Linked DNA regions of Homo sapiens: all the other regions are linked to region 1. A link is a contact called in ENCODE Hi-C or POLR2A ChIA-PET data. All regions are on one chromosome and are shown on one strand. Each heading gives the region's core, a stretch centred on a gene start or an enhancer-like site at or near the end of the contact. The rest is flanking DNA. Distances are from core to core; before and after follow the strand shown.

The links. Hi-C counts contacts between places; a loop is a spot of excess contacts on that map. ChIA-PET counts read pairs that join two places held with the same protein, here RNA polymerase II (POLR2A). Pooled maps may share reads with other maps.
Region 2: a loop to region 1 is called in a map of CD8-positive, alpha-beta T cell, with 3 times the contacts of the local background. The contact joins the promoter of KTI12 here to the promoter of CPT2 in region 1. A Hi-C loop is called at or near these places in 1 of 168 maps with a recorded cell type or tissue (CD8-positive, alpha-beta T cell), 1 of 37 single-sample maps with no recorded cell type and 7 of 50 pooled maps. POLR2A ChIA-PET finds 5 or more read pairs at or near these places in 1 of 52 experiments (activated CD8-positive, alpha-beta T cell).
Region 3: a map of B cell shows a loop between it and region 1 (17-fold over the local background). The contact joins the promoter of TXNDC12 here to the promoter of CPT2 in region 1. A Hi-C loop is called at or near these places in 2 of 168 maps with a recorded cell type or tissue (B cell and CD4-positive, alpha-beta T cell), 2 of 37 single-sample maps with no recorded cell type and 15 of 50 pooled maps.

What each region holds. Positions count from the first base shown.
Region 1 is chr1:53,194,646-53,198,608 of GRCh38, forward strand. It overlaps CPT2 (carnitine palmitoyltransferase 2), which reads left to right and starts at 2,179. Exons shown (of 5, transcript NM_000098.3): 1 at 2,179-2,450. The coding sequence starts at 2,299. RefSeq lists a silencer at 2,163-2,522.
Region 2 is chr1:52,031,524-52,035,486 of GRCh38, forward strand. KTI12 (KTI12 chromatin associated homolog) reads right to left here and starts at 2,287. Exons shown (of 1, transcript NM_138417.3): 1 at 580-2,287. The coding sequence starts at 2,238. The coding sequence ends at 1,174. The region is part of intron 2 of TXNDC12 (thioredoxin domain containing 12); the gene reads right to left. RefSeq lists an enhancer at 1,994-2,293.
Region 3 is chr1:52,053,187-52,057,149 of GRCh38, forward strand. It overlaps TXNDC12 (thioredoxin domain containing 12), which reads right to left and starts at 2,005. Exons shown (of 7, transcript NM_015913.4): 1 at 1,814-2,005. The coding sequence starts at 1,910. BTF3L4 (basic transcription factor 3 like 4) reads left to right here and starts at 3,109. Exons shown (of 6, transcript NM_152265.5): 1 at 3,109-3,193. RefSeq lists silencers at 2,029-2,433, 3,294-3,533 and enhancers at 2,599-3,312, 3,313-3,963.

The DNA of each region.
Region 1 (3,963 bases), core at 929-3,428:
GAGGTGAGTTTTGAAATAGGGTTTGAAGGACAAGTAAGAGTTTACTAGGCAGAGATGCATGGAAAGAACATTCCAGGCAGCAGAGACAGCTAAAATAAATAAATAAATAAGTCGCAGAGTAAGGAAAAGGATGGGAATGAGAAGTGGTTCAGTGTTACTACAGCATAGAGCAAGCTTGTCCAACCCACAGCTCAGGATGGCTTTGAATGAGGCCAACACAAATTAGTAAACTTTATTAAAATATGAGATATTTTTACAATTTTGTTTTGTTTTTGCTTATTAGCTATCATTAGTATTAGTGTATTTTATGTGTGGCCCAAGACAATTCTTCTTCCAGTGTGGCTCAGGGAAGTCAAAAGATTGGACACCCCTGGCATAGAGTATTTTGGGGTGACATGATGGGAGCTGGAGAAGTAGGTAGGGGTCAGAATTCAGAAGGCCTTGGACACCAGCCTAAAGGCTTAGAGTTGCTCCCATTGGCCATGCACTCACCAAAGGTGTTCACGTCCCTCTTTTGGCTGTTAGATTGGATGGGCTCAATCTTTTGGCCCTCTGTCTCTAGAATAGAGCCGCTGCTTTTCTACTGGGCCCACTATTTCTTCCTGGTCCTCTGATCCCCTTAGCACTACACAGATCTCGATATTTGCCTCGGGTATCAAGGCTCTGAAAATGATCAGGATTTAGAGGAGATGGCTCATTTTCAGAAAGAGTTTTATATTCTCCCTCTGGCCTTATACACTACAGGCAAATGGCACCGATGTTTTGGAGTTGGGCCAGTTGGGCCTTTTCTCCCCTCAAGAGAGGAGGATTCGATATTCAGTGTTTCTGAATTTCATGCTTAGTTCTTAAGCCATTTCCCATTTGCCCTAAGAAATAAGAGCTGGCAGCAAGCTGCGCTGTTTTTTTCTAAACGGGAAATGGGTTAAGCATTTGTGATCACCACTGAATGAGTGCCAGAGCTGGTTAGTGATCTTCCTGTTCAATCCGAGGTCACCTAACTAGATAACAAAGAGCTGAAACTAAAAGTCCGGTCTCCTGACTCCCAATCCAGTACTCTTTCTGGTGTGCTCCAGCTTCTGGCTCTGCTTAGCCAATTATGGAACAGACAGAATGTACTTGGCTGCCCCAAACGGCTAAAGGGCAGTTCTGTTCCCAAAATGGAATTCTGTTGTGCCTCAAGCTAGGCAGCATAATTGTGTGTCTTTTGGTAACTCCCTGTCTTCTTCTGTAAAATGGGAGTAGAGCCTACTTAATCCTGCAGCTACTTCTAAGATCAGGGATTGGGGCGTGGTGGGCTGTTCTGCAGCTGTTTTGTGATGGATGAGGGATGATAGATCTATGTTCAAGTAGCGGAATCTTAGAGTCAGGAGTTGGAAGGAATCTTGGAGGTGGTCTGTGGTGACAGGAAGCCTCTTCCAATAGACTGAACACGGAAGACTTCCTAGAGCCGGAGGACAAGGGTTTCTTTCCTCTTAGCAGTGAGCTTCTTGTTTTTGGAAATGCTCAAGCCAAGAATGGATGTTCAGGCAGAGGGGATTCCGCTCGGAAGGGGCTTTCTGCACTGAAGTGGTGGCCAGCGGGAAACTCCAGGTTTCCAACTCCTGCACAAATCCTTTCTAATATCCATCCACTCAGGTGAGCTGGCAGGGCAGTAGCTGTGCAGGGTTCAGGGTCATTATATGTCAATGACCTTCAGCACGGATTACTAACAACAGTAACATCCGTTACCGTTTACTGCTTTCCTATTAAGCACCATGCACTGTGCATAACATGTTATCTTTATCTCATATCTAGAATTTTGGGAGGTACTTTGAATCATTACGATCTATCTACTTCTTAGGTGAGGAAATAGAGGTTTAAAATTTAGTCCACAGTCTCGCAAGGATGGAGCCTGGATCAAATTTTGGGTTATCAGATTCCAATCACGTTTCTTAGCTTTTCTTTTTTTTTTCCAACTCCAGTTTCTGTCTTGCTCCAAAAAAGGGGAAGGAGCGGCTGCGGCGCTCGGTTTCCCGCCTCCTAGGGAAGGGAAGGGAGACGAGCAGCGCGGAGGCTGGGGCCCCCTTCCGGGCGGGGCCTACTAGTGGGCGGGGCCTGTCAGTGAGCGGCCCCTGCCCGGAAGGAGCCAGTCCGGGGCGGAGCCGATGGCCTTACAGGGGCCGGAAGTGGCCTGCGGGCGGAGAAGTGCCTCAGGAGTCCTGACGCAGTGTCTTGGGCGCTAACGGCGGCGGCGGCCTTGTGTTTAGACTCCAGAACTCCCCACTTGCCGCGTTCTCGCCGCCGCAGGCTCCCGGGACGATGGTGCCCCGCCTGCTGCTGCGCGCCTGGCCCCGGGGCCCCGCGGTTGGTCCGGGAGCCCCCAGTCGGCCCCTCAGCGCCGGCTCCGGGCCCGGCCAGTACCTGCAGCGCAGCATCGTGCCCACCATGCACTACCAGGACAGCCTGCCCAGGTGAGCCTGGCCTCCGGGTCCCCGCCGCCCGCCGCCGTCCCAGGATCGGCCCCAACCTGACTGCAGTCACTCATGACTCCTCTAGTGAACCCGTTTCCGCCCCCAAGCCCCTACCATGGAGGCTGCCACAGCCCCTAATCTGGAAGTCTTGGGACTTTTCACAATCTCCTAGCACAGGAACCTCAGAACCCTCAAATTCTCTTCCAGAACCCCTCGATGCTATCTCAGATTCTCCATCTTGAACGCTTCTCAGATTCCCTCTCCTTTAACCTAACTTCCAGCCAGCTATCCTGAGTCCTCTTCTCCCTGAAAAATGCCAGACCTGCATATTTCCAGCGCCGCTGTAATCCCTCGACTATGGTGTCTCCTGAAGTACTTTAATGACTGCCTCACATTCCTACCCGGAATATGGGTAGGCTGATTCCTAATACATCATGGTTACCATTCCTTAACTTCTCCCAGCACCGCCTTCACCCCTGTCACTCAGGACCCTCAGCCCCACCTCCCATTTCTCCAGTACTCTGTTCTTTCACCCCCCATGAGCCCCCACAAGCACAGCCCTGAAGTGTTCACCCTTGTCCTCAACTGACCCTCCCCCATGTTTTTAAATCTTTAATCTCCTAAATCCAGTGTTCACCCGGAAACCTTTCACTCTCTCCAAGCCCTCCTCAACAGGTTCCTCCCCTCAAAATATCCTTCCTCACCCACAGTACCCCTTGTAAGTGCAGCTCACCCTCACAGAATTCTAGACACCACCCTCAGTACCCCATCCACACTCCATCATACTCAGATCCAGGGTCCACCCAAATTTCTCTTCTCCTCCTCACCACTGGCTACCCTGCCTTCGAAACACTTCACCCAGAATCGACTTCCCCTCTGAAAAGAGCCCTAGTAAATCCTCTTCCCCTTCCCTCCCCCAGTACTTTCTTAAATCCAGCTTCCAGTTCTTCCAGCCTTCGAACTCCGCTTTCGTCTGAGTTGCCAGATCTCCTTCTTCAATATTAGAAATTTTCTTCACCCTCTAAACCAAACCTAAACTAACTTCTAACTTACTGAGTGAGTAACTCAGTTCCTGGAGCCAAGTTCAAAATTTGTCTCAAAGACCCTTCTCACCTTATTTCTCACCAAACTGCCCTCAGGGATTCCCCACACTCCAAGAGCTAGAGGCCAGGCTTCTTCCCCATGTGTGGAACATTGTGTCACAGGCCTCACCCGAGCTGCTGGGTTGTTTTTCTCTGCATCTGGGACCACTTAACCCAACGTCATCACTACATACCCTCACCCTCTCAGGAGGATCGAGTGATTCTTGTGAAATTACATTTTGTGCAAACATCTAAGACATGAAAATGAGATTATCTACACGTGGCAGGAGGGAGGAAGAAAAAGGGGCTTTGTGCCTGTGGCATAAGCCTGGTACATGCTTCCACCCTGTCAACCTGTGTGTATGAGCTGAGCCAGTATATGGGTGAAAGGTGAGGACTGACAGAACCTGTCTTCACTTGCCAAGTTCAGA
Region 2 (3,963 bases), core at 1,037-3,536, 1.2 Mb before region 1:
TCACTGCTGCCCAGGCTGGAGTGCAGTGGTGCGATCTCAGCTCACTGCAACCTCCACCTCCCAGGTTCAAGCGATTCTCGTGCCTCAGCCTCCAGAGTAGCTGGGATTACAGGCACACCATCACGCCCAACTAATTTTTGTACTGTTAATAGAGACGAGGTTTTGCCACGTTGGCCAGGCTGGTCTCGAACTCCTGACCTCGATTTTGGACTCCCAAAGTGCTGGGATTACAAGTATGAGCCACCACACCCGGCTTCTCACCACATATCTCAAGAGCAAAAACACTGTATCTAATTGGTCTTTGAAAATCACAGCCACTGTTAAAGTAGGTACCTACCATTTGTTCAATGAAATCAATGAAGAATGAAAGACAAGCTTACAATGATATTTGCCTTGAAATGCAGAATGAAGCAAAACAGTTACGGAAATTGTCATAATATAATTACTGTAGAGTAGCTCAAAACATCTACTCTCTCAGAACTATCAAAATACTACTTCACTTAAAGGCAGAACAATGACAAGTATACCTAAAATGTTACATGAAGTTACACAGGGAACATTAAGTGAAAGAGATTCCAGTAGACTATTTTAAAAGATTTTATTAGAGGAAATAATCTAGTAGATAACTTTCTTACTTCCACAAAAACAAAGTTTCTCAAGGATACAAACCAATGGATTTATCTGTGAACTCGGTCCCAGAATAGAAACTAGCAAAAAGTCAGTACAGTACTCAAAAAATACTTTTGTGGTATGAAAAAAGGGCAGGTGCAGATGTAGAACTGTACCATCTTCAGTTTCTGTTCACAATTGTTTTAAAACAATTCTCATCTATCCAGTCTGCTCTCCCACGCCTCAGATGAGGGAAGCCAATGGTCAATGCTCTGTGATAGCCCAAGTAGGATCCAATCTAGGTAATCCCTGTCCACCTTAGCTCTGTCCTCTGAGGGATTTGCCAGGTTGCACCACAATAGTTCTCCATTCTCTTTAGTCTGAACTTATGCTGTAAACCCAAGGCCTGGCACAGGGGTATGCAGGAAAGTTTGAGTGAATCAGTCACAACAGCTCTAGTACAGTACTGCATCGATATGCTCTGGAGACCTGCAGCCTATTTTTCCCAGAGAAATAAAGTGGAGTGGAGATCAGAAGCCATGGCTTCCCCCCTACCTCCTCTGGTCAGTGCAGGCTCTGGCTCAAATACTGAAGAAACATGTTGGCCAGTTGCGGCAAGTTCTCATTGTTGGGATGCATTTTAGTGTACGAAATAAACTGGCGACGAAGGCGACTCAGTTCTGCCATGGTCAAGGGCCGGGTAAACCGCAAGTGCTCTGTGGTACCAGGAAGCGTGAGCAAGTCCCCGGGGACAGCGCTCTTCTGCGCTTCCATCAATCCGGCCAGTACTTGACTCGTGACCTGGTCCAACTGGTGCAGAAAGCTGCCGGAGGCGAGGGGCTGGGACTGCGTAGACTGATGGGGTGGTGGGGCCCGGTTCTCAAACAGGGCAGAGCGGATCCCCGCCAGGGGCAACGGCTCCTCTAGGCCCACCAAAGTGAATAAAGGCCGGTCCCAGCGATTCCGAGAATCGGGAGCCTCAAAGCGCAGCGTTAGGGCCTCCAGGAGTTCGGGAGAGTAAAAGGCACCGGACCCATGCTTTGCAGATTTCTCTGAATCCGGAGTCACAAGAGCTGGAGACTCCGCAGCCCCGGATTCTTCTCGCTCCAGTTCCTTGGGTACGTCGGCCTGGGCACTTCCATTTACTACAGAGTCCGCAGTATGCAGTTCCCTGAGGACGCTGCTGCCCGCCGCCTGGGCTCTCCCGTCCTCCTCAGCGCGTGGCCGCCAACTCACACTGACGTTCCGGCCAGGGTTCTCGTTCGCGCCCGCCACCTGAGGTCCCGCGATCGGGCCGCCGGGCCGTACGCAGTAGACCAGGCAGAGCGGGGTGCGCGCCGCCCGTGCCAGGCAGTAGAGCTCGTAACGGAAACCTTTGATGTAGTTAAGCGAGTCCAGGATGACCACGTCGTGGCGACTCAGGCGCCGTTCCACGGAGGCTCGCAGAGCTCCACGCAATGCCTTCTCACGGGCAGAATCGCCGTACACCGCTGGGTCCTCTGCGCCCAGGACAGCTGCGTCGTCCACCACGTACACCGCGCGGCCCTCGGCAGCCAGCGCCACGCGCAACTCTTCAGCACGCCGGCTCTTGCCGCTGTACGGCAGCCCGCAAAACACCACGAGCGGCATCCTCTCAGGGAGCGACCATTGGCAACCGCGCTGCGCCAACTTCCGGGTTGTACGCGTCTCCGACGTAAGCCGGAAGTGCAAACTGCTCTTCCTGTCTCCCTTGACTTTTACAGACCCTCTTGTTTCTATGGAAACAGGAGTTCTACGCCAGCTAGGCCCAGGTTCAGCTTTCTCAGAAAGGAGATACAGAGACTATAATGGCATCAGTTATTTATGCCAAATGTTATAGGCCTCAGGAGAATGTGATCTTCCTGCAGCGAAAGACTGCCCGTCCATTTTATTAATAAGGCCTAAGGGGCATTAAATATTGTAAGCAATCAGCACTATATTTAGCATATAGAAGGCAATTAATAAATGCTGGTTCTCCTTCATTCCTCCTCTTAAACCTACTGGCTCTCAGTAAATGTTTATTCAATTACCATTTCAATCATTCAACATCTCCAAGGTTGGGAATTCAGAGATGAACATAAAACGCTTTCCCCACAAAAGATAAAAGGTCTGAATGGGAAGGATCAGGCGCCTACAATCAGAGTAATAAATACTATAATGGATAGATGCAGGTGAGGTTATAAAAGAACAGAAGGGAAAAACAAACTACCCAGAGAAATCACTGAAGACTTTATGTAGAAATAGTCATTTGACTTAGAACTTGAAAGACAAATAGGAATTTTTCTCCTTAGTAGGGTTGCCAGATAAAATACAGGATGCCCAGTTACATTTGAATTTCAGATAAACACCAAAAACATTTTTAAGCTTAAGTGTGTCCCAAATATTGCATAGACATATTTAAAATTATTTGGTGCTTATCTAAACTTCAAATTTAACTGGGCATCTTTAATTTATTATTATTATTTATTTTTTCTTTTTTAGAGATGAGGTTGTATGTTGCTAAGGCTGGTCTCAAACTCCTGGGCTCAAGTAATTGTGCCACCTCTGCCTCCCAAAGTACTGGGAATACAGGTGTGTGAGCCAAGGTGCCTGGCCTGCATCCTTTATTTTATTTTATTATTATTATTTTTTGAGATGGAGCCTCGCTCTGTCACCCAGCCTGGACCACAGTGGTATGATCTCAGCTCCCTGCAACCTCCACCTCCTGAGTTCAAGCGATTCTCCTGTCTCAGCCTCCCAAGTAGCTGGGACTATGGGTGTGCGCCACCATATCTGGCTAATTTTTGTATTTTTAGTAGAGACGGGGTTTCACTATGTTGGCCAGGCTGGTCTCAAACTCCTGACCCCAGGTGATCCACTGGCCTTGGCTTCCCAAAGTGCTGGGGTTAAAGGCATGAGCCACTGTGCCTGGCCATCCGTTATTTTTATTTGCTCAATCTGGCAACTCTATTATTGTAGGTTTGAGACCCAGAGCCATGAAACTGTTGGATCTCTTGTATAAACAGCAAGCACTATAGGATGGTAGGTGCAGAAATGTGAGTGTGCCTGTGCATGTGTGTATATTGTAGATGCACATATACTGGGGTCTTTGTATCTCTCTTGTACAGTATAGTAAAAAACATTCAAGTCTTGGCTCCTCCACTTACTAGTGTTGTAACTACTGGCAAATTATGTAACTTTTCTGTACTTCAATTTCCCCTTCTATAAAATAACAACTGCTATTTCACAGGTTTACCAATCTGTAGGTTGTTGTGAGGGTTAAATAAATGTAAACACAGGCCCGGCATGGTGGCTCGCGCCTGTAATCCCAGCACTTTGGGAGGCAGAGGGTAGATC
Region 3 (3,963 bases), core at 755-3,254, 1.1 Mb before region 1:
CGGGAGGCAGAAGTTGCAGTAAGCCGAGATTGCACCACTCCACTCCAGCCTGGCAGAGTGAGACTCCGTCTCAAAAACAAAAGCAAACAAACAAACAGAAAAAACAGCAAAGAAAAAACTCAGATCTAAACCCACGTACCCAACACTCTACTCTTCTGTTACTCTCAGTACTTACAACTTTAAATATACAGTAGCTGGCTGGGCGCAGTGGCTCATGCCTGTAATCCCAGCACTTTGGGAGGCCGAGGCGGGCAGATCATGAGGTCAGGAGTTTGAGACCAGCCTTGCCAACATAGTGAAACCCCGTCTCTACTAAAAATACAAAAAATTAGCCAGACGTGGTGGCAGGCACCTGTAATCCCAGCTACTCGGGAGGCTAAGGCAGGAGAATCGCTTGAACCCAGGAGGCGGAGGTTGCAGTGAGCCAAGATCATGCCACTGGACTCCAGCCCGAGCAACAGTGTGAGACTCTGTCTAAAAAACAAAACAAAACAACAACAAAAAAAAACGGTAGTCTGTTTTAAAATGGGATTGTCAGTATTTAAAACATTCTGGCCTAACAGGATTTGTCATGCAGTTTCATCACTGAGATGGAAACCCACATATCACCTTCTCCAAAAAGCTTCTCCTGACCTTCATAATTCAAGTGATGCCAGCTCCACCAACCTCCCCAGCCTTTCTACTTCCTATTCCATCACAGTCTTATTGTTTTCCCAGCACTTGTTCCTAGTTGAAACTGTCTTATTAATTTGTTCATGAGTCTACTCTGTCTCTCTGACATGAATATAAGCTCCACCAGAGTAGGAACCTTGTCTGTCCTGTTTACAGCTATATCCCTAGTGCCTAGGACAGTGCCTGAAATATAGGAGGTGATCAAAAATTATTTACGGAATGAAGGAATGATTGCATTCAGGCAAAATGAATGCCCACCCAATCTTATTACTCACCAATAGATGTGAAAATAGAGAGGATAAGAGAAAACAAAAACAGAAGGATTGCAGCAGAATCATTCCATACAGTAAGGTCAGTGAAAAAAAAAAAAGGAAGAGGGGTTGGGATCCATGCTACAATTCATCTACTTAGAAAAGCATAAACTCTGAGTTCACAGACTGTCAGTCCAACTTTCAACTAAGTAAGGGCTGATGAGGAGAGAGGTGTTAAAACTTAGAATGGAGATGTAGGTAATGGATGGAGTAGGGGGCCACACCTCCTAACCTCCATTCATAACCACTGATCGCTCACTTACAAAAAAACTTCGCTGAACCACAGCAAGGACAATTGTTGGGGACCCTTAAACAGCAGACCTTCTACCATTCGCTTGGCTCTTCTTATGCACTAGATACAGCTACCTGGGATGCAGGTGCTGTTTCCCAAAGGCAAGCAAGTGGCAGTAACCTAGCTCTTCGCGGAAGAAGTAACGAGAGAAATCTTCAGACCCAGAACAGGGTCCTCTGCATATGCAGGTCCCCAACGGCTCTATTTCTCCCAGGTGGGAAGGTGACCGTTCCTCAGGACCTCCCAAGTGCTAGGCACTATGCTGGGCTCTTAACATGCTTTCCTTAATTTACGGGCCATTCCTTCCCCCCAATCCAATAATTTAGAGAGGCCTCAAGTACAACTTCTCCATTCCCCAGACCCGCTACTCTCTACCCCAAGAAATCTTCAAACTCCAGGAGCGGTTGGGGAAGATAAAAAGAAATCTGGAGTGGCCTAAGAGTTAGAATGGGAGGGGAACGGTGCTAGGGCAAGAAGAGATTATACTGGGATCAGTATAGTAAAGATCAGTAAAGAGAAGATAAGAACGCGGTCTGACCCTTTCCAAGCCCATTATGTCCATCAGAAGAGATGACGAGGAGCAGGAAACTGAAGCCCAGCAAACAGGTGGCCCCGAGACGAGGCCGCGTCTCCATGGCAGTAGGTGCGCGGGGCCACGGGGCTGAGCGGACGCAGGGCCGGAGTCCCAGCAGACGGTCCACACAGTTCGCCGAGCGCCGCTCAGCACAACACCTCTACTTCCCAGATTTTTTTTTTTCAAACTCTGAAGGAAGTGATGTTAGACGGATGTGGGTGGTGCCTCCGGGGTCCGGTTTGGGATGGAGTGAGCTTAAAGGTGCAGATCACGTAGAAGGGTACGAGAGCTGTTCTCGAGCGCGAGTTGCTTTTCGTGGATTCTGGGTGTCCAGGTCCCGGGACGGAGCGGGAAAATGTAGGCCAAGATAGTAGGGGCGGGGGAGAGGTTCGGGAGAACCGTTGCTCCTCGCGTCCGCCACCCAGTCCAGCCCCTCCCCCCAAGAACCGCTGCACTTCCTAGTCAAAAGCAAATTATTGATTCGTGAGGTCAGTCGCTCCCAACAGTGGGCGGATTGCCCACTGGCCTCGGATTCTCCTTACCCCTCCACAAATCAAGACTGGACAACTGGATTTCATTGTTAGGTTCCTGCGAGGGTCTCTGAGGAGACCTGGCAAGCCTGTTCTGCGGTGCGTGGGCTCGTGCCGTGCAGACATGCACTTTCCCGCTGGAGAAGCTCTGTACCTTATTTTTCCTTGCAACCGCAAATCTTCTACTCAGGGATGATGCAACCAACTGATGCAAGCTCCAAGAAAACCAAACTTGGGACCTCTTATTGCAAAACTGACTTAGGTGGACTTAGGACACCAGGATATAAGTCACTGCAGGCTAAAGTGTAAAGCTTCTGGTTATTTTTCTTGTAGCTTGAGGATTTCTTCCCAATTTTTCCCCTTCGCTGTATAACAAACAGGTGAAAATGTCCGGTCTTTTTCTTCCTGGTACTAGTTGAGTCCTAAAGTCCGTACTTAATGCATAGCGAAAAAGCGACCTAACAAAAGTACACACCCAAATAAAAACATACCGACCACCCTTTTATTAGGTTCCCTAAAATTGTAGGCAGGGACACAACAGAACGCTCGGGAGACTGCAAGCCCCAGGATGCCGCGCGGCCACCTGCACCTGCCGCCACTAGCACTAAGAGGGATGCGCAAAGCAGGCGGGGCGTTGGAGTTCAGATGTTCGCTCCCGGGATAGGCTGCCCCGGAGAGGGAGAGGCGGGGTCGGCTGTATCACGTGGATCTGCTCCCGCCGCCGCCGCCGCCGCCGTCGTCTTTCTCTGTCTCGGCTGAGGCAGCCATCTTTCTCTTGCCGCGTGCTGGTGTTGGAGGACCCTCCCTGCTTCAGGTGAGACCCCCGGCGGTCCCGCCACTTCACGGCCATAGGCCGCTGCGCACGGTCTCCCCCCGCCCTCCCCTTCCGACACCCGCCAACCGCTCAGGCTGCCACTTCCGCCGTGGTGCGGCGAGCGGGGGCGGAGGCGGCTGGCTTGGCCTGTCGGTTACCGGCGGCGCAGCTGGGGGTCGGCACCTGTGGGAAGGTCCCCAGCACCACCGCCCCCTGTGGGAGCGAGCGGGCCCGCCCTGTTGCCGCCCAGACCCTGTCCCAGGAGGCAGGTGGACGCCCCTCCTCTGTTCCATTACTCCTTGCTCACAACAGCAGTGTTGTGTGCTTTGAGCTTTATACAGGCTCTCTGTTGTCATCTCATTTGATGCTCCCAGTCTACAGATAGGGAAGCTGAGGTTACCACTTCCCGCCCTTGAGTCCAGGGAACCGAACTCAGTTACAGCACTCTTCACCTTGTAATGGCAGTGTTTGTTTACAAGTCGGCGTCCCTTGCCCATCTTTATAACCCCCCTCCCACTGCCTGCTGACCGACAGGCTCAGTGTTGCACAGCTAGTGAATGGCGGTTTCAACTTCCGTTCCCACATTCTTGCAGTTTACCATAGTTGTCCCCTCGGGAGTGGTAACAATAGTTACCAGTAACTGTGTATCTTCTGTGAACCATTCCCTGTGGTTGATAATGTTTTAACCCTCAAAACAACCCTGTGAAGTACGTGGTGTTATACCTTTCCAAATGCAGGAGGAATACAAGTTCAGAGAAGAAAAATACCTT